Regions from separate parts of the Homo sapiens genome. Here region 1 is linked to region 2. Evidence: chromatin loops called from intact Hi-C (ENCODE). Cell type or tissue: HepG2. All regions are shown on one strand. Each heading gives the region's core, and the rest is flanking DNA. Links, peaks and the distances in the headings are about the cores only. Region 1 has its middle 6.6 kb from the start of WNT7A. Region 2 holds the start of LOC100293612 (a long non-coding RNA gene).

The links. Peaks named below come from ENCODE experiments on the same cell type or tissue, not always from the same donor. Only the 100,000 strongest peaks of a DNase experiment are listed, where the experiment ranks them.
Region 1: a loop joins it to region 2, with 22 times the contacts of the local background. A loop is called at or near these places in 79 of 110 quality-filtered maps.

Annotation. Positions count from the first base shown.
Region 1 is chr3:13,881,395-13,892,014 of GRCh38, forward strand. No RefSeq gene overlaps it. Among named protein-coding and RNA genes, the nearest start is that of WNT7A, 6.6 kb to the left of the region's middle. In HepG2, for the core only: a CTCF peak has its summit at 4,200 (motif pointing left); a DNase peak (open chromatin) is centred at 4,207.
Region 2 is chr3:13,652,492-13,663,111 of GRCh38, forward strand. All of the region lies in intron 1 of LINC00620 (long intergenic non-protein coding RNA 620), which reads left to right. It overlaps LOC100293612 (a long non-coding RNA gene), which reads right to left and starts at 1,687. Exons shown (of 2, transcript XR_110033.3): 1 at 1,600-1,687. RefSeq lists enhancers at 2,043-2,543, 9,858-10,152. In HepG2, for the core only: CTCF peaks have their summits at 2,990 (motif pointing right) and 5,536; no DNase peak of the experiment used is centred there; H3K27me3 peaks cover 3,859 bases.

The sequences.
Region 1 (10,620 bases), core at 1,051-9,050, 230 kb after region 2:
TATTCTGTGCCAACCACGATAGTGGGCACCGTGGACACAAGGAAGAAGAAAGGCAACAGTCTTTCTTCTTGGGGCCAGGAAGGAGACAGATGATAAGTGAACAAGAACAGAGTTGCAGATAGTAGACCATTAAGCAGGGTGATGGGAGAGGGAATACTGGGTGTTGGAGGGTTAATTTTAGATCTGAGGAGGTGGCATTTGAGGTGAGGCCTGAAGGACACAGCATCAGGGGTCCAGCACTGCAGGAAGGGGACCAGCAGGTGCAAAAGCTCAGAGGTGGGCATGAGCCCCAGGGAGGAGATGGTGGGCTGCAATAGAGAGAGAGAGAAGGCCTGAGCTTGAAGGGAGATGGGGATACACAGATCCACAAAGCTGTGTGGGCACGTCAAGGAGCTTGGATTTCAGTGGTGTGTTCAGCTGGGGACATTGGAGGGATGAAGAAGGGGGTGACTGATCTGATTTGTGTGTTCAAAAGCTCCCCGTGGCTGTCCTAAGGGAACACACTGTGGGAATGGGGACAGGTGAGTAAAGTGCGCCATCAAGCAGACCAGAGAGGAGATGACAGTAGGGGTCCAGGTGAGACATTGGTAGTTTGGGTTAGGGTGGTGCTCTTAGAACATGACCACAAAATTATTTGACACTCCTCCCATGAAGAAGTGGGTTCTCTGTGCTCTGCCTGCGTGAATCTGGGTGGGCTTGTGATGGCTTCCACCAATAAGATGTAGCAGAAGTGATGCTCAAAAATTACAAGTCTTCGCGATAAAAGACAATGCAGTCTTTGTTTTGTTGGCTGGCGCACCAGTGCTGGGGCCCTGAGCCACCATGGAAGAGGCCTAGAGGCCACCATGCTGTGAGGAAGCCCAGGCATAGGCAGAGGCCACCTGTGCTTGCTCCAGCCCACAGTCCCAGGTGAGTTCAGCACTGGAGTCACCTTGCCCAGGTGCCAGAAATGTGGGTGAAGGTACCTCCACCATTATGTCATGCTGGCTTTGTGTCTGCCAAGCTAAAGCATGGTGGACAGTGGCCGTGTAGTATCCCCAGTGTACCCTGCCCAACTTCCTGAGCCCTATAACTTGTGAATATAATGATTATTTTGCCACTAAGTTTGGAGGGGATGCTTGTTACACAGCAGTTGTAACTAGGACAATAAGGGTAGAAGTGGGGTGCAGAGAGGAGAAAAGGACCCAGGATACGGGGCCTGTGTCTTGCACAGACAGGACTTGAAAGGATTCGGTGGGGGTGGGTAGAGAAAGAGAAAGAGGAATGATAGGTGACCCCGATGTTGGCTGGAGTATTTGGGTGAATGGAGGTGGCTTGTAATGATCTGGAGATGGTTGGAGGAGCTAAGAGTTTGGTAAAGGAAATCACAAGGTCTGTCCTGACCATGTTCTTCCCTCCTGCATTGTTCCTCCTCCTCTTCCTCCTCTTCCACCCTCAGATGAAGTCAGCACAAGCCCTGAGCAGTCTACCTCCAAAGAATCTCCAAATATGACCTTTATTTTCTGCATTCACCATCATTCCTAGACCAAAGTTTCACTCATGTCATGAATGCTGGGGTGTACTTGTGACCGGATGTCAGGCCAGGTGCTAGGCACATACCAATAGCCCATGCAGGTGCTGGGTACATCGGAAGATGAGAGAGGAGGAGGAGGAAGAAGAGGAGGAACACAGCAGGGAAGAATATGGCCAAGACAGATCAGTATATCAAATAAATCCAGTCTCTGCCCCTCCTGGAGCAACCCATCTGAGGACCGATTTCATGATCAAACACATAGGTAGCACTATTACATGCCAGGCACTGTCATTTACAGCCTCAGCATATCAACTCACTGAATCCCCTGAAAATGCCAAGGGGTAGGTACTCCACTTGTTGATATCATTATCACAGCCATCATTATTTGATAGAATGAGGAAAGTGAATCAGGGAGGGATTAAATAAAGTATCAAATTCCCACAGCCAGTCCATGGCTGAGCTGAGCTTCGAACCTAGAAAATACTGACTTCAGCATCTGCTCTTAACCCACCCCCCAGCCCCATTAGGCTGCCCATCTAATGGAGGAGGGGGAAGGACTTGGGACACTCCAATAGGAAAAAAGGTGTTAGGCACCAAGATGTGTGGTGCACAGTGGGCTGTTGGAACACAGAGGAGCTCCTCAGCCAGTCTCAGAGGATCAGGGAAGGCTTCCTAGAGGAAGTGTTCCTAAAATGGGATCCTAAAAGAGTGAGTTGGTATTAAGCAAGTGAGTTTTTGAAACCAGAGGAAACAGGGCCACGGAGGTTCAAGGTGCCTGGATATTGGGGCGTTAGAGGGAAGGAGATATGCAGGGAAGAGGCTCAATGGGGAGTCTAGGGACACAGGGCATATTAAGGGGGGTAGCAGTGTTACATGATCAGGTTTTTGTTTCAGAAGGTTCATGGTGGCTGTCATGGGAGCCAACAGAGGAGGGAGCAAGAGAGGAGGGCAAGTCAGGAGGTCTCAACAGTTACCTGTGGGAGAGAAGGCTTACCCTGGACAGATGGTGGGGAGAGAAGGGGGTGGATTTGAGACCGAGTTTGAAGGCAGGGTAGACAGGATAAGGAAGGCCTCCAGGACAGTGTCCTGTCCTGTGAGAGTGTGGCTGGTGAGAAAAATACAGACTGGGGACCCTGGGAGCAGGAGGTCTCAGGGAGTGAAACTTGGTTTTGGACATGCTGAGTCTGAAGTGTCTGTAGGTCACTGAAGGGTGACTGGTGCTCGGGGAGAGGCTTGGGGCTGTCACTTCTAGGTTGGATATCCCCAGCTAGAAGTGGGCAGACATTCAAATCAAGGCAAGGAGAGGACACCCTGGGAGACCAAGAAGGATGAGTGGGGAAGGCCCAGTGCAGAGCCCCAGGAATTCAGCATGATTTAAAGAACCAGCTGGGGAAATGGAGGGACTAAAGGTGACAAAGACAAGCCTGAGAGGCAGGGAGTTCATCAGACAGTGAGAGAAGGAAAAGGAATTTGTAGTGTTTGGCTTCACAGGGAAGGAAGGAGAGGCAGAACTAAAAAGGGTTCCATCTTACCAGCCTAACATCCAGAGATCTTTATGGTCTAGCTCAAAATTACCTTTACAGCCTCCACTTTCCCCAAACACTTGTGCACATATCACAACAAATTAGTGGGTTGCCACTAGCATTTACAAAAAGAAATAGATCAGAAAATAACAGAGGGCATTATGCATAAGGTTCCAACTGTGTGTGTGCGTGTGTGTGTGTGTGTGTGTGTGTGTGTGTGTGTGTATTGGATGTGTATGTGTATACATTTTGGGTTAGGATTTTTTAAAAAGTTGAGAGACTACTACTGCAGCCTGTTTTCCTTTGCATATGTCTAGAATGCCTTTAGCTCTTTTCTACCTGGTAAACTTCTAACTTATCCTCCAAATCCCACCCAAATGTCAACTCATCTGAAAAGCCTTCCTTGATCTACATTACTCCTATCCTAGGCACTTGGTGTCTTCCTCATTCATTCAGTCATCAAACATTCGTTGAGGATTAAACTGTGCTGGGCCCTGGGCTGGGTTCACTGCTGGGGTACAGCAGTAAACACAATAGATATGATCTTCAAAGGGACCACCTTTTAATGCATCTCTTCCTCTGTGCTCTCACCCTTCTTGTGCTGATCTTGGCAGAGCCCTTCCCACCCCAAATGTTGTATGGCCTCACTCCCCTCCCTCCTCCATCAGGACATAATCTCCTTGTGGGAAAAACGCTGTATCCTTCATCTCTGTCTCCAGCACCCAGGACAGGGCTTTCATCAACATGAGGACCATGGTTTGGTAAAAAGAGTTCAGACTTTTGGGTCAGATAGGTCTGAGTTTGAATCCCAACTCTGAGACCTACTAGCTTCGTGATCCAGAACGGTTTATTTTTAACTTGTTTGGATTTCTGTGGGCCTAATAATGTTCAGGTAATTTAATCCTTCACCTGACTGGGAGCTCCTCCAAGGATTCATTCCAAAACCTGGAACCTAGTGTGAATAACGGTTTCATGACTGTTTCAATGGGACCCATTGCAGAAAGTTCTTCTTTGGCAGAGTCATGCTAGCCCAGAATTTTTCTCCCCATTTAGCTCCCTCTGCCTGGATTAAGAAGTGAGAAGGATACCTCTTCAGCAGGTACTGTTCCTCTTTAAGCCAAATCAACCATACCTGGGGCAGGTGCACAGTCAGCCAGGTGCTTTGTCGCCCCCTGCTGGATACAGAAGGAGATCAGCTTAGATCTCGGCCACAGCAATAATCTCTAAGGGATATGGAGTCCTGCTGTATACCAGACACTGCTGTCAGTGAGGGCTCTAGAGGTGTCCACATCCTGGCTCCACCGTTTATTATCTTTGTGACCTTGGAAAAGTTACTTAAATCCCTCGTTGCCTCAGTTTATCTGTAAACTGGGCACAGTAATGGTTTCTACCTCCTTGGGTAGTTTTGAGGTTTGAGATACTACAAGTAAAGTGCTTAGCACATTGCCAGGAACATAGCCAGTGCCGTGTACACGCTTGTAAATTAAATTAAGAGAGAGGCCACCGCCACCATTGGTGCTGCCACGGATCAAGAAAGGGTGTTTGTGTTTAAGGTGGTCTCTAACGGCGGGTCCCCCAGGGTGAGATTATAGAGACTTTCCACCTGTGTTTGGTCCCTCCGTTTTCTTCATTGATGCTTAGAAGAAAACTTCAGCAGCATAAACCATAGCCAAAGCTTTCAGTAAGTGTTTGGAGCTGCTGGGAGCCCTGTACTGGGAGCATTTTTTTTTTCTTTTCTTTTGAGACAGAGAGTCTCGCTCTGTCGCCCAGGCTGGAGTGCAGTGGCTCGATCTCGGCTCACTGCAAGCTCCTCCTGGGTTCACGCCATTCTCCTGCCTCAGCCTCCCGAGTAGCTGGGACTACAGGTGCCCGCCACCATGCCCAGCTAATTTTTTGTATTTTTAGTAGAGACGGGCTTTCACCATGTTAGCCAGGATGGTCTCCATCTCCTGACCTTGTGATCCGCCCATCTCGGCCTCCCAAAGTGCTGGGATTACAGGCGTGAGCCACTGCACCCAGCGGGAGCATCATTTTTGTTGAATGAATTGATGAAGGAAAGAAATACTCTCATGTGGGAAAGTTCTCAGAAGAAAATGAAATTCAGAGCTGTGACACAGAACAGCTCCGTGGGGAACCTCAGGTAGTGTGACCAGAGAAGGCTCTGAAGAGCTGAGAACTGAACAAGCTTCATTTTGCCTCCTCCAGAAGCCATCCCTGGCCAACTCCTCCAAAAGGATATTGACCTCCACAGCCTCTGTGCTAGCCCCTGTTCAAGCAGCCACCATAAACACCACAAACACCACAGCCTCATCTGTGTGTTTGTTTGCTCCCCATCCCCTGACATGGGCACCTCCAGAGGGCACCCAGAGCTGCACACCCAGTGATGATCACCAGACCCCGGGTAATCAGCCCGTGGAGAGCAGAGGAGCTGGAAAGAAGGAGAGGTGGGAAGGAGGTGGCAGAAGCCATTAGGGTGTCAATTGTAAAGGCCTGTAGCCTTCATCCTGTAGATGGGAAGGCACCCACATTGTCAGAGCAGGGCTGTTATCCAGTCCCATGTGGGTTTTCACCAGTGAGATCAGCCTCTATTATTTTGTGGCTATCCAGCATTCAACTCCTGTGACTGGCACCATGGTGTCTGCTTGGGGAGCCCCCCTCTGTGCGCCAGGCTGGTAGGAGGTTGTGCTGCCTCCGATGGAATCTCTTCTTCCTCCTTCTGCCTTGGAGCTGTTGGCCCCCAGGTCCTCTCTCCCAGGATTAGAGCAGGCAGGGCAAAAAGCTGGGGTCTGAAGACTACATTCCTACAGCTGGGGAGCAGCAGGAACACAGAGACCATCCATCTGCTCAAATAAGGAAACAGCCTCTCTCTTTGCACTGTGATAGCATGCACAATTTACTGAGGACCTAGTATGTGCCAGGCTGTCTGATGGATGCCTTATATTTCTTTGCTGCTGGCAGCACTTTTCCCAGATGGCTGTATGGTTCACCCATTACTTCATTCAAGCAGAATATCACCTCCCACATCGCTGCCCCATGGGGGTGACCCCTGAGTACCCTGCGCTTTCATGGCACTGTCTAGACCACCTCTTACTCTGGCTTTATTTATATGCCTAGAATGTATCAGCACCCCCCAACTTTACATTGTGTATTTGTTGACTTTTGTTTGTCTATCTTCCTCATTGCACTGTCTGCCCCACAAGTAGGAATATTTGTTACTTAACAGCTGCATTTCATAGAATGATGCCTGGAACATGGGCGGCCCTTGATGAATAATTGTTAGACACATGAATAATTGGATGATTCTCATGCACTCCTCATAAAAACCTCATTTTCCGGAAGAGAAAATTGAGATGTTGAGGGGTTAAGTTGCTTACCCAGCATCTAGCTGAGCGTCTAGCTGAGTGTCTGGCACTTATGTTAACACATGTCTCCATTCCCTTTTTGTCTTCTCCCACATCTCCTCACTCCTGCTAATAATAGGCTCCTTTGCACTGATTTCGCCTACATAGATTTCATCTCCATCCCAGCATTCCTAATACCCACTGCTATGCACGAGGTAGGCCTCACCCAGGCCAGTGATTCAGTGTTATCAAGGGGGCAGGAGTTGGGGGCAGAATGGGTAGGACCAGAGCATCCTGACTGGGAGGAGCTGGAACATGGGCCTTGGGGCTGGAAAATTGATGTCTCCCTCCCCCTGCTGCCAAAGTCCTATTGACTCCCTTGCTGAACCATCAATCTGTTTGTGAATCTGGGGGCCAAGATTGTGGAAGAGGCTGCAAAGAGACAATCCATCCTACAGGTGGGGAGACTGAGCCCCATTGCAGGCCCGAGAGGCTCCAAAGGCACATAGCCAGCTAGGGGCAGAGTTGGATATGAAATACTGCTAGGGCACTGGGGCAACACACCCAGCTTTGAGTCTCGGCTCAGCCTCTTGCTGTGTGACCTTAGGAAAATGGTGAACCTCCCTTAGCCTATTTCCGTATCTGTATGGAGATGATGATAATAATAATGCCATCTCATAGGTTACAGCAATCATATATATAACACATTCACATTTCACAGAGCAACTGGCACATAGCATGCACTCAACACATGATAGTTATTTGATGATGATGATTATGGCGATAAAGATGTGTATTGGAATCCAGCCCTCTAGGATCAGAGGAATCTTAAAGATGATCAGGGCCACTGTTTCTCAAACTACTATGTGCATCCAAATTACTTAGGTATGAAACAGATGCCCAGGTCCCCCTCAAGACCTCCCAAGTTGGACTTCCTGGCAGAGGTGGAGGGAAGTCTATCCCATCTCCACTGAGTAGTGGCCAACTGTGCTCAAACCTCTCTCAGGGAGAGCGGCTCACTCATCCCAGGGGAGCCCCTTGCATTTGGATACAATGGTGACTGGGACACTTCTTCCTCATACCAGTGAGAAATCAGCTGATAGAGGTTAGAGGGATCAGAGAAGGGAACAGTGGGTCCCCACTGTTCTGTGGCCCTTGATTTCTCCAGCTCAGAAATGGAGTAAGGCATGCCAGCTCTAAGTCTCTGTCTCTTCAAAAGGGATCTATGGACTCCCAGGTTTCCAGAGAGGAATGCTCAGGGCTCCAAGAATGAGAATTTCAAATGGTCTTTTTTTTTTTTTCATTTTAACATGAATCTAACATCCTCATATTTCAAACTATTAGGATGACCTCATTATAACTGATAACTGTCCTCTAATTAACTTTGCTGTTTGAGTTTGCATTTTTGCTTATGGTCATAAGGTTCCCAGGAAAACCACTTTTGTGATTTGGAGCCCAGGAGAAGAAAGCAGTAATTCACTGAAGCCCCTGCCCTGTGTGAAGAAAGGGTTAGGAGGAGGTGGGCTAGAGGAAAGGGGTTGGGAGGTTTGATTCATCTCATGACAGAGGGTGATAGATGGTGCCAAATTTAATGGGCCCTACATGGTGACAATTGACACCATGATCAGGCTACAAGCTGCCACTTGGCTTCAGCAAAGTAACATTCTCTGGCATATGTCAATTATCATTCATTTAAAAGTTAGATTTTCTGGTGTTTATGTTAGTTTATATTTCATCTGGAACTTGCAGATTTTAATAGCATAAGAGCCTACGCTTAGTTTTATGATAGTACATATCTAAGCAATGGTGTACTAAAAATTAGTTAAACCACCATTGAGTGTGTTTATTGGCCAGGGGGAGTAGTGTACAAGTTTCCCCTTTCAAGGAGCCCACATATCCCTCCAGCTTGAGAAACAAATCCCTGTTGATTTTGAAGGACCTCTGCATTCTCATGGTTTGTGAGCCCATGGATGGATCATCAGGTGGATGGGATTGTTTTAATTGAATTTGAGGTAAAGACCATTGTGAGGCCATTTTATACCAAATACCACCCGGTGAATATGTGTGTGTGTGTGTGTGTGTGTGTGTGTGTGTGTGTGTGTGTGTGTGTGTGTACTTTATGTTCTGCTGGCACCAGAATCCCCTGCAGGAGGGCTTGTTAATGCTCAGAGGGATGCCCACTGCCCAGGTTCACATTCAGTCCATCTGGGACTGAATGAAATGCACCCCAAAATGTGCATTTCTAACAAGTTCCCAGGTGATGCTGATGGCCACCCTTAGAGATCCAGAAGATCATCATCTGTGGGCTGGGAGGCAGGACTCAGGTCCACTGGCCTCTGTCCAGCCTGCTCTGGAATCCTGGGTAAGCCCCTTGTTCTGGGTGAGCCTCTGGACTCCCTACTTCCCATTCCTGCAATAAGAAGCTGGGACAAGTCTAGTGCCTCATCCAGGAGCAAGCATAAGCTCTGACACCTGGTTTGCCATTCGGAGTCTAAAGCCTGGTGTCTTATCAGTGAAGTTTCATGTCCACCCAGGAAGCCCCTGGAGCAGGAGGGCAGTGGCAGTCTTAGCTCCCTGCTTTGGGGAGACAAGCTGCGGAAACAGAAAGGCACACTCCCACTCCAAATCCCATCTCTGGCCCTGTGACCTTGTGCAAGTGACTGGTCTCCAGGGCTTCCCCTCATGTTGTAGGGTCACTGAGAAGTCCCTTCTGGAAAGCACCTGGATCTGGTGGGCCCTCTCAGACTCATCTGTGCGCTCCCAGCCACACTTTGCCTCACCGGCCGCTGGCCATCTGCCCGTGGGCTCCTGGTCACCTCGGGAGGAGAGCACTTATCACCATTCCACCCCCAAGGTCTTCCTCAGGATAATCTCCGGCCCGGGTGATTCATCTCATGGGCTGGGCCCTTCCTCTCGGGCCTGAAATATCTCCCTCCCCTCACCATTCCTGGGTCATGCCTGTGCCCCCAGCCATGTGACTTCCTCTGGGGACTGGCCCTGGGCCCCTGCCCTCCTGCCACCCCTCCACTCTCTAGCTAGCGACCCATTCTGGGCCTGCCATATCAGGCAGGGCTCAGCTGGGAGGGAGGAAGCCCACAGCTTGTTGTGCTGGGGAAAAAGTGCATCCCCACGTCCGGCCCCCACCCTGGCCCAGCCACACCTCTGCCTTTAGTGGGCTGGGCTTCCGGCACACATCCTGGCATGTCCTGGCCTGTTTATCACTTAGTTGCCACCTGGCGCTCTGCCCCTCATGCACACACATTCCCTGGGAGGCTTCTGGGGCTGGAGCAGAGTGGTTGGCCAGTATATCCCCCAGCTTTAGGGAGGCTGCCTTTCTCTGGAGCTAAGGATGGCTTTTTGGAGAAGACAGATCTGATCATATATCCCAGTTTCACTGTGGAATTACTGTGTGACTTTAGGCAAGTGAGTCTGCATCTCTGGGTCTTAGTTTCTCTGATTTTTAAATAGAAAGATAAATACCTTCATCTCCAGTTGTTGTGTGGATTAAATAAGATAATTACAAACAGACTGATGCTTGAACCCTACCTCCAACCACTTAAATCAGAATCTCTGTGGAGCATATAAAAAGCTTTCAGGGAGGTTCTAAGACACAGCCATGGATGGAACCCACTAGTATGGAATAGTTAATGGCTGAAGCTCTGGACTAGACCAACATGGATTTGAATTCTGGATCTGTTACATAATTATGGAGCCTTGATAGATTATTAGCCTCTCAGAGCTTCTGTTTACTTGTGTGTAGGATGGGGATAATAGTAATTACTTCCTAGTACTGTTATGAACATTAAATGAAGTAATAGATACTAGGTACTTTGCACACAGTGACTATTCCCTAAGTAAGTCAGGTGAGGAGAGGACAAGCCCTTCGTTCACCAGTTTACACAAGGCAGCTGGCTCTGTGCCTGGTCCCTCGATGGTACTTCAAATGAATATCTGTAAATGACTAAGTGTAGCTGTTTTCATTATTGTAGACTAAAAAGTAGTGAAAAATCTCAATTATCCTGAAGATAAACTTTTTCTGTCTTGTGACTGACTTTAGAAACTACATCTCCCAGCATCCTTTGCAGCTAGGGGCAGCCATGACTTTGTTCTGTTGAAAGAGATGTAGGTGGAAGCCCCTGGGCTTTCAGTTCCTTGAGTTTCCCCTTCCTCTGGCAGCCATCTTGAGAAGGACGGCCAAATGGAAAACAAGAAGGGACACGATGGCATGGTTGAGCTGCCATAG
Region 2 (10,620 bases), core at 1,370-9,369:
CTCATGAACTGCTTGAGAGAAGGGCTGGGTCCTTTCCAGCTACTCAGGTGGCAATCGGAGTTTGTCCAATGTCCAGGCTGGAGCCAGAGTTGAAGGGAGGAGCAGGCTGGGGGTGGTGGTGGCTGCATTTGGTGTTAGGAGGCCCAGGCTGGGCCTGTGAGCTGGACACCCCACCCCAACACCTGAGGTATCTGCTCCAGGTCCCTCTCTGCATGCTCCTGGATGGGGCTTGGCTGTGGCTTCCACTCAGGCCCCTGGATATCCCCACTGCAGCTTGGCCCTCTGTGACTCACTCTTTCTTGGCCCTAAAGGTCAGTGCAGGGCCAGGCCTCGTCCTCTTCTCTGTCCATTTATCAGGTCGGAAGCTCAAGGCTGACCTGGCTGGGGCCAAGGTTTATGTGCTTGTTCACCCCACCCAGCACCTCTGACCTTGTGAAACATGCCAGGAAGGGTGGGGACAGGAAGGTGACACTAGGGCCTCTGTGTCTGCCCCGGGGCACTGTCAGCTGGGTCAGGATTTATGCCCTGATGTTCCCACCCCCAGACCTGGTCACCAGGCCCACGCCCTAGGTCTGGTGCTGAGCCATCCCTGCAGGGGGCCCAGCAAAGCCTGAGGGCTGGGAGCTGGCTGGGGTGCGGGGTGGGCCGGGGTTGGGGGTTGGCAGGAGGCAACTGCAGATTAGGTCCCAAGTGAACACTGCTAGCGTCTTTGTCCTGCTGAGAGACATCGGCTGGGACATCTTGCCTCCTGGGGCCTGTTTCCGCAACTGTAAATGGGCATTGCCTTAGTAGCCACCCTTTGGGGCTCTTGGATAGCACATGTCCACAGAACCTCAGCTAATGTGCCTGCCTGCAGTGTTCCCCATTTTCTTTTGGGGAGCTCCCCTTGCCAGTACCAACGCACATGGTCTTTGCTGGGCCATCCTTTGCACACTGTATCTCCAGACCTGGGGCTTGAGAGGGCGCCTCCTCAACAAGGGCCCCAAACGTGGGCTGGGGCTCCAGGGGCAGGAGGTAAGGGAAGAGGTGGTTTTAGTGGGTTTGCTGGCAGCAATCTGAATCCAGGGGTTGCAGCGGAAGGAATTGGAGATGGGAGGAGGCGCAAGGCCAGTTGGATCAGGGGATACGCAGGAGATGGTGTCTTTGGTCACCCAGTTGCTCAGTCGGAAACCTGGACAGCCTGGCCCCTGCCCGTCCCCTCATCTCCTAGCCAGCGGTGAGTCTTGCACAGCCCTCCGCCCACCCACTCCAGCACTCGCCACTTCCTGCCTCTTCCCCTACCTCTACTGCCCCGGCCTGCTTCCACTACCTGCGTCTCTCACCGACGTCACTGCAATCGCCTCCTCGGAGGCCTCTGCCTCCTCTCTTCTCCACACCCTCACCCTCCATTGTCACTACCTTGCTCCTCACAGCTGGCTAAGCCATTATGACTAATGACTGTTCTCAGCTCCCAGCCCCATGGTTTCCATCACACCAGGATACAGTCACATTCCTTGCCGTGGCCTGTGAGACCCACAGAGTCCTGGCACTGCCGCCCCCTGAACCTCCTCTCCCTCCCCTTTCTCTGCCGTGTCCACAGCTCAGTGAGCCCATTCCCACCTCGGGGCCTTTGCACTTGCCGGTCCCTCTGCCTGGCACATGCTGGCTTCAGTGTTCATAAAGCTCCCTCCCTCCCGTCACTCAGGTCTCTCCTCAGATGTCACCTCGTCAGAGTGGCCTGTGCTGACTGCCATATCTACAATACCCTTCCCAACGCCTGGCATCCGCCTCCTCACTCTTGTATGAGTGTCTTCAAGGCACGTTCACTTGTGGCTATTGCTTAATATATTTAGTTGCAGGAGTATAATCTGGGGGCCCCTGGGAGACAGACCCTGGCATGATGGGTGTTGTGATGGGGGAAACCGGGCCATGTCCTGGGGACTGAGAGCAAGTTGCTGCCCTTCTGGGCCTCAGTTTCCCCTTCTGTTCCGTAAGGCCCAGGCTCTCTCCCTGCCCGCTCACGTGTCCTGGGAATGCTGAGCCTTTGCTTTGTCCTGGAAGTGGGGTTGCCATGGAAACAGAGGCAGGAGGCTCCAGCAGAGGCAGCATCCGCCTCCCTTTGTTAGACCCAGGGCCTGCTTTCTGGGGGGCCCCCTTCTGTGGAGGAGTCTGTGCTTCTTGAGGGGCCAGTAGCCTCTACTTGGCCCTGCTCTGGCCGTCCTGCTCCCAGCCCCCAGCTTGCAATTTGCTTCACTAGATTGTAAAGCAGATGATGAAAGGGCAGTGTACCAGGTTAGGAGTGGAAGGTCAGGGGCATCAGGACCCAGGGCACCGGGAAGCAGGAGTGTGTTCTCACCTCAAGTGGCTTTAGACAGTTCCCCCATCGTCCTCTGTGCCCCTAGCCCTGGCACTCCCTCTGCACACAGCTCCGCTTTGATCAAACCAGTGCCTGGCCCACCTCCCTGCTCCCATGCCCACTGGGGCAGGATGTGGGCTTGGCGGGGAGTGACACATGGCAGCCCTAGGCGTGGCGACAACTGGAGACATCCCGTCTGCCTCAGGTTCCCCCTTAGGGCCGGGCGATACAGGAAGGGGGACCTGCTCGTGAGCACAGCTGGGCGATGGGATGCCAACTCCTTGCCCAGGTAGCCCCAGGACGGCGCTGCAGCAGGAGTGTCCCTGATCCCGGGTGGTCGCTCTCCAGCCCGCCAGGCTCTCCGACGGGCTCAACCCGCAGCCCCTGGCCGGGGCTGGGGCCGGGACGCCAGGCCCCTGTGGGGACGGTTCCCTCCAGCAGTTGGCGAGGCTCGGCCGGCCAAGGGGCCGGTTCCTCCCGCTGGCAGCCGCCCGGCCGCCGCCTTCCGCCCTTGCCCGCCCGCGGCCGTCCCCGAGCCGCTCCCGGCCGGGCCTTGAGCGCCTTTTCCTCTTCCCGGCGCCCCGGCCGCCCGGCGCGTCCAGCTAAGCAGGAAGGGCCCGCCCGCGCCCAAGGCCAGGGCCTCAGCCGGAGGTCGCCCGCCGCCAGGGGCCGCTGCGGCGCCGGGGACGCGCGAGGCCTGAGGGTCTCCCAGGCGCGCCCAAGACCCATCCGCGCCGGCCGCCTGCCCTGCTGCGTCTGCCCACTGCCCCTGGGGCGCGTGATGGTCCCCTCGACGCTCCGCCCTGGCTTCCCCCATTAGTGCCATTAGTGCCTGTGTGAGTGGGACCTGGGTTGGAGGGACCTGCCAAGCTAACCCTAGGGGACCCCTCCTCCAGGGAGCCACCTCCCCCTCGCACTTTCGAGGGGAGTGGCTGCCCAGAGATAACCAGAGACTGCAGGGCGCCTTGGGCCACCTCTCTGGAAGGCACAGACAGGTGCCATCCTTTTCTGGGCCTGAAGGCTTTCCCAGAGAGCAGGAGGAGGAAGTCCCGGGAACATCCCATTAAGGAGATGACACTCTCTTAGGTGTCTATAATATCGCTGCTTTGGAATCTCAGCGGCAGAATTCAGGACCCCTGCCCTCAGAGTTTCAGTACAGTGTAGCCATGAGGCACCCGGATGGCTTGGGTTCAAATCCCAGCTCTGCCATTTTCCAGGCAAGTCCCCTAACTTCTCTGGGCCTAGGTTTCCCATCTGTGAGATGGGGCTGCTGATGGTACCAGCCCCATCGGGTTGTGGCAAGGACTGGACACCCAGTGCAGTTAAGCTCTAGCACAGCACCCGAGGTGATGATTACCATCACTCGCTACAGTGGATTGGACTCACAGGGTCAGGAGCCCAGAGACTTACATTGGAGCACAGAGATTCAGGGTCTTGAGAAAGATAGCAGGATCTACCTTGCAGGGAATATTTGGTCCAAAATTTTCTCTTCCTGGGAAGAAAAGGAAAATGAGAGGCCCCAGTACATTGAGCCACAGTGGTGAAGTCTGTGCCAGGCCAAGACTGAGGCCTTGGAGATGCAAACCAGCTAGGTGGCAGGGGCCAGTTGCAAAACACTTTGAGCCCCAGGCTCCCCATCTGTAAAATGGGCACTGCTGCCTCTCATGCGGGGCACGTCAGGGATGGGGTGTAGCACACATAGGTGCTTAGCAAACATGGGGAGGAGTCTCCCCTACTTTATCACACAGCAAGGGAGGCTTTCATGGGGAGACTGGGCCGGCTGTCTCCTTCTTCCCAGGAGAGAGTGATGACAACAGCTGTCGGGCCATCCTCGAAAGGTGCTGGGCAGGTGGAGGGCAGCCCTCGGTGCCCCTGGTTGTCCCCTGAGCCATCCATCCCTCTTCCCTGCTGTGGCTTCCATGCCCTGAGCAGCAAGTGGGAGGTGAACAGTAGTTGGAGAGGGGGCAGGTGGGCACACCAGGTGTGGGTGCTTATGAAGGCACAGATTCAGAGCAGGGACAGGTTCAACATCAGTGAGATGGGGGCTTTGTGACCATCTTCAGTAGCCTCGCACTGTACCTACATGGAACTGAAGCAGAGGAGGATAAGGGACTTGCCCAAAGCCACATGGCCAGACAGAGGTGTGTAGGACGAAGTGGGCCAAGCCCGTATGTCTCTTGCATGAGCAATGTCCATGCCTGATTCATTTCTATAGACCCCTCTGTATCAGCATGGAGCAGCATGAAGATATATTTGTTGAGTGGATGACTGTGTCTGTCAGGCCACATTACCAAAGGTCTATACTTGCAACGAGGGAGGGGACATCCAGTTTTGCTTTATTCTCTGAGCTCTCTGGCTCCTATGCTCAGCTCCAGACACATCAGTGGACCCTGAGATGAACAGCAAGCCCTGGAGACAGCATTCTGTCAGGAGATGGGGTGGCTCAGCTTGGAGGGGGTCCCCACTGCTGTCCCTAATTCTCTGCAGGGTTGTCCTGGGGCAGAAGGGTTAGGAGGAGCTGGTAGATCTGTGGGCAGGACCGGGACCTTGGGAAGACAGGTCCCAAGCTTATGAAGAAGTCTCCCAGTTTTACTCATAGCTGCCGTATGGGGGTGAACAAGTTGGGACAGCTATTTAGTGGAAATGTTCATGCAGTTATTTTTCCAAAAGTCTTTATCGGTCACCTACTGTGTGCCAGACACTGGAGCTGATATTATTTTACTGGAGAATTTGATAGTCAACAAATAAACAAATCGATAGTATGACATTAGATGGAGACAAGTAGGAAGATGAACAACAAAGCAGGACTGGGGTCAGAGGGCACCAGCGAGGGGCCTTGGTTAGACAGCGGGGCTGCCATTGGGCGGGAAATGGGATGATGTGAAAAGCGAAGCGAAGAGTGCGCCAGGCAGAGGGACCTGCAGGAGCAAAGGCTGGGAAGTGGGAATGTGCTGACAAGAGGCGTGGCTGGAGTGTAGTGAGCGAGACTCCCGGGCAGTACTGTGCCCTGCACCCCAGTGCCCTCTTGCCTTCTGCCCGGTGCAGTCACCCCTTCCTTACTCAAGCCCGTTCCACAGCCCCAAAGCTCCACGGCCCCAAAGCTCCACAGCCCCAGAGCTCCACAGCCCCAAAGCTCCACAGCCCCAGAGCTGCGTGGCTCCGGAAGGCTGCGTCAACCCCAGCGACCACACGGAGGCAGCAGAGAACACGGCTGGGACGAGGGCGGAGGGTGAGGACTGAATCTGAGCACCCTGGGGACTCCCAGGTAGCCGGGGCTGGAGACAGGACCCCTCCCTTGCTGCTTCTTTGTACCCAGCATCACATCTCTCTTCGAAAGTTCCTCCCTCCTAAGCAGCATGAACAGTGCCTGCTGAAATTACAGCTCCACTCCACTGCTCTGGAAGGCTCATCTCTTCAAGCCTCCATGCCTGCATCTGTGAAGTGGCAGCAAGCAGAGTTTCATCTCTAGGGGGGTACATCGCAAGTGCTCGGGAACGTTGTCTTCTTGCAACCATGTGTGCCTCACACAACTACCTGTGTGACTTTGGGCAACTCCCTGAGTCTCAGTTTCCACCCTCGTAAAGTGATGGTAGGACTATGGTGTGGGGATCTTCTGTATGCCAGGTACACATGCATAATGCATGCACAGATCCTGGCACTTAGTCAATGCCCAGTGACAATAACTAGTAATCATGACAATTGCATTGATGACCTGGGGGCTTAGAGTCGGGAGAGACCTGCTATTCGGAGGAGAACATTGAAGCTTGGGAAGAAGAGGTGTTTGCCCACCATATACTCACCAGGAATGAGAGGCCCAGGGGTCCCCTCAAGACTTTTGTCCATTTGACAGATGGGGACGCTGAGGTCGGGAGAGGGTTGGCAGCCTGGCCAAGGCCACCCTGTGGCAGGCATAGGACTAGAATCCAAGATGCCTGCTTCCCTTCACGGCTCATCCAACCATGTCTTGGGGCCCTCCCTTCTAGGGCAGGTGGTTTCTCAGGCTGCAGCTCCGGATGTTCCTTTTTCTTCTCCAACCTCCCCCCGCCCACACCCATGCCAGACTGTGTAATCTTGGAAAGCTGCATTCTTGGAAATCTGGTCCCTTCTAGTCTTTGAATTCTTCGAACTTCCTATTGGAGCTGCGGCCCCTAGTTCCCGATGGTGCCTGGGAGGGAGCCTCCTGATTTTGATGTTTTTCAGAGGGAATGAGGTGTTTCCAGTAGGTGGGCAGCCCAGGGTGGGTGGGTGGAGGTGGCAGTGTGGATGGCAGTTGGATGCAGAGAGGAGGAAGGGGACTTGGGGGGGCACCTGTGAGCCCCCTTCCACGGGACTTTTCCCCGGGGTGCACTTTCCCCCTTGGCTTGGAGAGGAAACAGTTTTCCATGTTCCTTTCTCTCTGTGTGCTTGGGAGACACCCACAGCCCTCTTGGAATAATTCCTCTGAAACCTCCAATACCTCCAGCGTCTCCCGGGGTATTTTTCTTGTGGTTAAGGTGGTATTTACAGTGAAAACAGCTATTGAAACGAATCGCAAAAATAATGTCAGTGTTTCCACTTTTGACAAAAATGGGAAGGCAGGTGGTTTCATGTCTGCGATAAGCGCATTGCTCCTGCAATAATTACTATTTGAGATAATTATGAAAAAGAATTTAAATACTTAAGGCATGCACAGGGGCCAGGACAACTTTCTTTTGCCTTATTCATAATTTCTGCTGCAAGTTGGAGTCTTGTCCTGACTGGGACGTGGGGTGGGCGTGGGATGCTGAGGAGCAGTGGGCCAGTGGCAGACCCAGCACTGAGACCTGCTCGAGGTTTGAGGGGCATGGTTGGGCCCAGAAAGAGTGCACATCTTGGAGTGGGACACACCTGGGTGGAAGATGAATGTTTTAGCAAGGCCATCCTAGGCAACTTTCTCTGCACCTCAGTTTCCTTATCTGTAAAATGGGGTGAATATTTGGGCCTTCCTTAGAGCATTGTATGGAAATTGAAGCAGACAGTGTATGAAAAGCACTCAGTGCTCTACATGGTCTACAGCCAGGGCTCAACACGCGCTGGGTCCCTTCCTGTGACATGGGAGGCCTGGGTGAGCTTCCGCTGCTCTGTTATCCACTGAGATCAAAGCCCAGAGTCTGAGAAGGCCCCAATGAGTCTGTATTTTCTTCCCTGCTCTCTCCTGCTTGAACTTCTTCCCAAAAGCAGAATTCAGAGAGTGGCAGGGCAGCAAATGCCCATGAGATTGGAGAGAAGCAGCCTCAGGGAGTCCTGGTCTCTGCCCCTGCGTGAGCCCAGAGGGTAAGCTGGGGCCAAGGACTGGAGGCCAATTCCACCTCTGTGTGTGGCCCGGGTTTCCCAGTTGGAACTCAGCAGGACTGGGCTGGACTGGGAGGGAGGAACCATTCTCCCAGTCACCTGAGATGTCCAAGCAGCACCTGGCTGACCATCTGCCAGTAATGCTGTGAAAGGGGCAGGTGTTGGGCTGTTGGACCCCTGAAGACCTCTAGTCCTGAGACTTAAGGGTGAGTCAGAACCAAGGTATCCTAGGGGCTCACAAGAGGTCAAGGCAGGTGCTGTTAGTTCTGCCCTGGCTCTGCCCTGACTCATCGCATGGGTCAATGCCTGACTCAGGCCTCACTTGCCCCATCTATGCAATAGGAGGGTTGGACTGTAAATGAAAAACCCAAAGAACAATGGCTTCAAGAAAGGAGAAATTTCTATCTCATTCATATTTAAGCCTCAAGGTAGGTGGTACAGATCTGGCATGGGGAACAGCTTCCTTCTAGCTCCTGGCTCCACCTAACCAAGGAGGAAATCTGGTCCTTGTGGTCCAAGATGGCTGCCAGAGTTCCAGCCATCACATCTAAGTTCTAAGTAGGAGGGAAGAAGAAAAAAGGACAGACTGTGGGTATCAGATGTCTTTTAGGAAAGGCTCCTGGAAGCTGATGTGGGACACTTTTGCTTATATCCTACTGATCAGAGCTTCATCACACAGCCACCCTTAGATGCCAGAGAGGCTGAAAGTGAGGGCTTTATTCTGGGAGCCCAGCTGAAATTCAGGGAAAGAAGGGGAGGATTGTCCTGGGGTCTACCAGCTGACTCTGCCACAGGACAATCTCGTCGGGTCCTTCTGCTTTGAGTCTTGGAGATTCTGAGGCTCTGGAAAGGCACAGTTTTCCATGACCCAGGCTTTAAGAACAGAATGTGGGCTAAGCTGAAATAAATGAGTTTTCAAAATTATAAGATTCTGGAATTTCCAAACACAGTGTGTGTGTGTGCATGGCATGTGTGCATGCATGTGTGTATGTGGCGTGTGTGTGTGGCGTGTGTGCCGAGGAGCACAGGTAGCAGATGTGGGGCTGTCGCAGGGCGGGGGCTGCTGGTGCCCCTTGGTGGGCAGCCTCTCTGGGCTCGCAGGCTGCTCCCTCAGCTCCTGGAATCTGCTCCTGCCGGCCTGTTTGTACACGTGCCTGTGTGCACTAGAGCCCCGGGGCCGGGGTGGTGGGAGGGGGGCGCCCAGGAATGCCTGCTGTTTTTAAGGCAGAGTTGTCTGTGCAGACTCCAGAGGTCTGGCTCCGCTGACGGGTGACTAGGGGGTGAAGGGCGCCCCAGAACAAGTTCCAGGCACCCAAGTGGGTGCGGAGGGGGTTATCAGGGTCAGAGCTGAGCTTCCATCTGATGGCCTCTCGGTTCTGAGTCAAGTATGAATTTTGTACCTACTTTGTGTAGGTTCTGGCCTTTAGGAGGTTGGGGCATTTTAATGCCTGTTCTGGAGGCAGGTGGAGGCCATGATCTGATTGGGCCTACACTGTCATATGCCCTGGGCAAAGGAAAAGTCTCTGCCCTCCAGGAGTCAATTAATACAGTCAATTAACAAAACAAATAGGCAAATAAATGGCCTGCACTAAGCTCTAGGGAACAAACCCAAGCAGGAAGTGGGGTGGGAGAGATGGCAGGGGTTGGAGTGATGGCGAGGCGATGGTCAATGACAGACTCACTGGAAAGGTGACTCTTGGGCAAACATTTGCAAGAGGAGGAGTGAGCCAAGTAGGCGTCTGAGACAGGGGCCTTCCAGGCGGTAGGCACATCCCAGGCAGAGGCCCCCAGGCAGGCATGGGCCTGGTGCGCTTGAATACTGTGCAAGGCCGGGGAGTAGCAGACTGGGTGCAGGGCGATCAGAGAGGCCACATGGCCAGAAGGTGTGCAGCACCTTGAAGCCACAGTATGGAGTTTGGTGTGGGTAAGGACTTTGGGCGGGGACCCTGTCAGGAGGTTCTGAACAGTGGAGGGTGGTGGTCTGACCTAGGTTTACATGGCGTGCTCCTGGCTGCTGTGGGGAGAATGTAGATGAGATAGAGGGTGGTGACTCAGTTTCCCCACAGGCTGTCTTCTCTTCCCCAGTGCCACAGAGCTCCAGGTTTCCCGGTTCTCTCCAGAGTCCTCCTGTTCTGGCCCCCTTTGGCCCTTCTCCACAGCCATTGTTCTGGTTCAGGGCTCATCTTCCCTTACTGGCGACTCTCTTGCTCCTGCCTCCTCTGGTTTTTAACTCCCTCATGATCGCAAAGTTGCTGCAGTGGTTCCAGGCGTCTCTGGCAGGATTTCCCGCAGAGCCAGCAGAGGTTCTGGCCTTTGGACCGATTGGCCCATTTTTATGCCTGTTCTGGGGGCAGGAGGAGGCCATGCACTGATTGGCTTGGACCTGGTTCATCTGGACCAATCGTGGAGAGAAAGGGGCGGGATGTCGTAGACCGGCCTTGGGTAGCCCGGCTAGCCGTTCCTAGTGGCCCGTGTGTGGCGTGGTGGGAAAGGGAGTACCCCGCCATGCCCACGGCTGTGCCCACGCTAGGAATGCGGTCTTTCCCGGGGGTAGCTTAGTGTCCCGTGGGAGGCGTGCCTGGGGCTCCCTCATGCCCCAGCTGCTCCTGCCCCACGCCATCTTCAGGCTGGATTATTTAATATATACACACACACACACACACACACACACACACATATACACACATATATATATTATTATACTTTAAGTTCTAGGGTACATGTGCACAACATGCAGGTTTGTTACATATGTATACATGTGCCATGATGGTGTGCTGCACCCATCAACTCGTCATTTACATTAGGTATACCTCCTAATGCCATCCCTCCCCACTTCCCCCACCCCACAACAGGCCCCGGTGTGTGATGTTCCCCTTCCTGTGTCCAAGTGTTCTCATTTTTCAATTCCCGCCTATGAGTTAGAACATGCGGTGTTTGGTTTTTTGTCCTTGCGATAGTTTGCTGAGAATGATGGT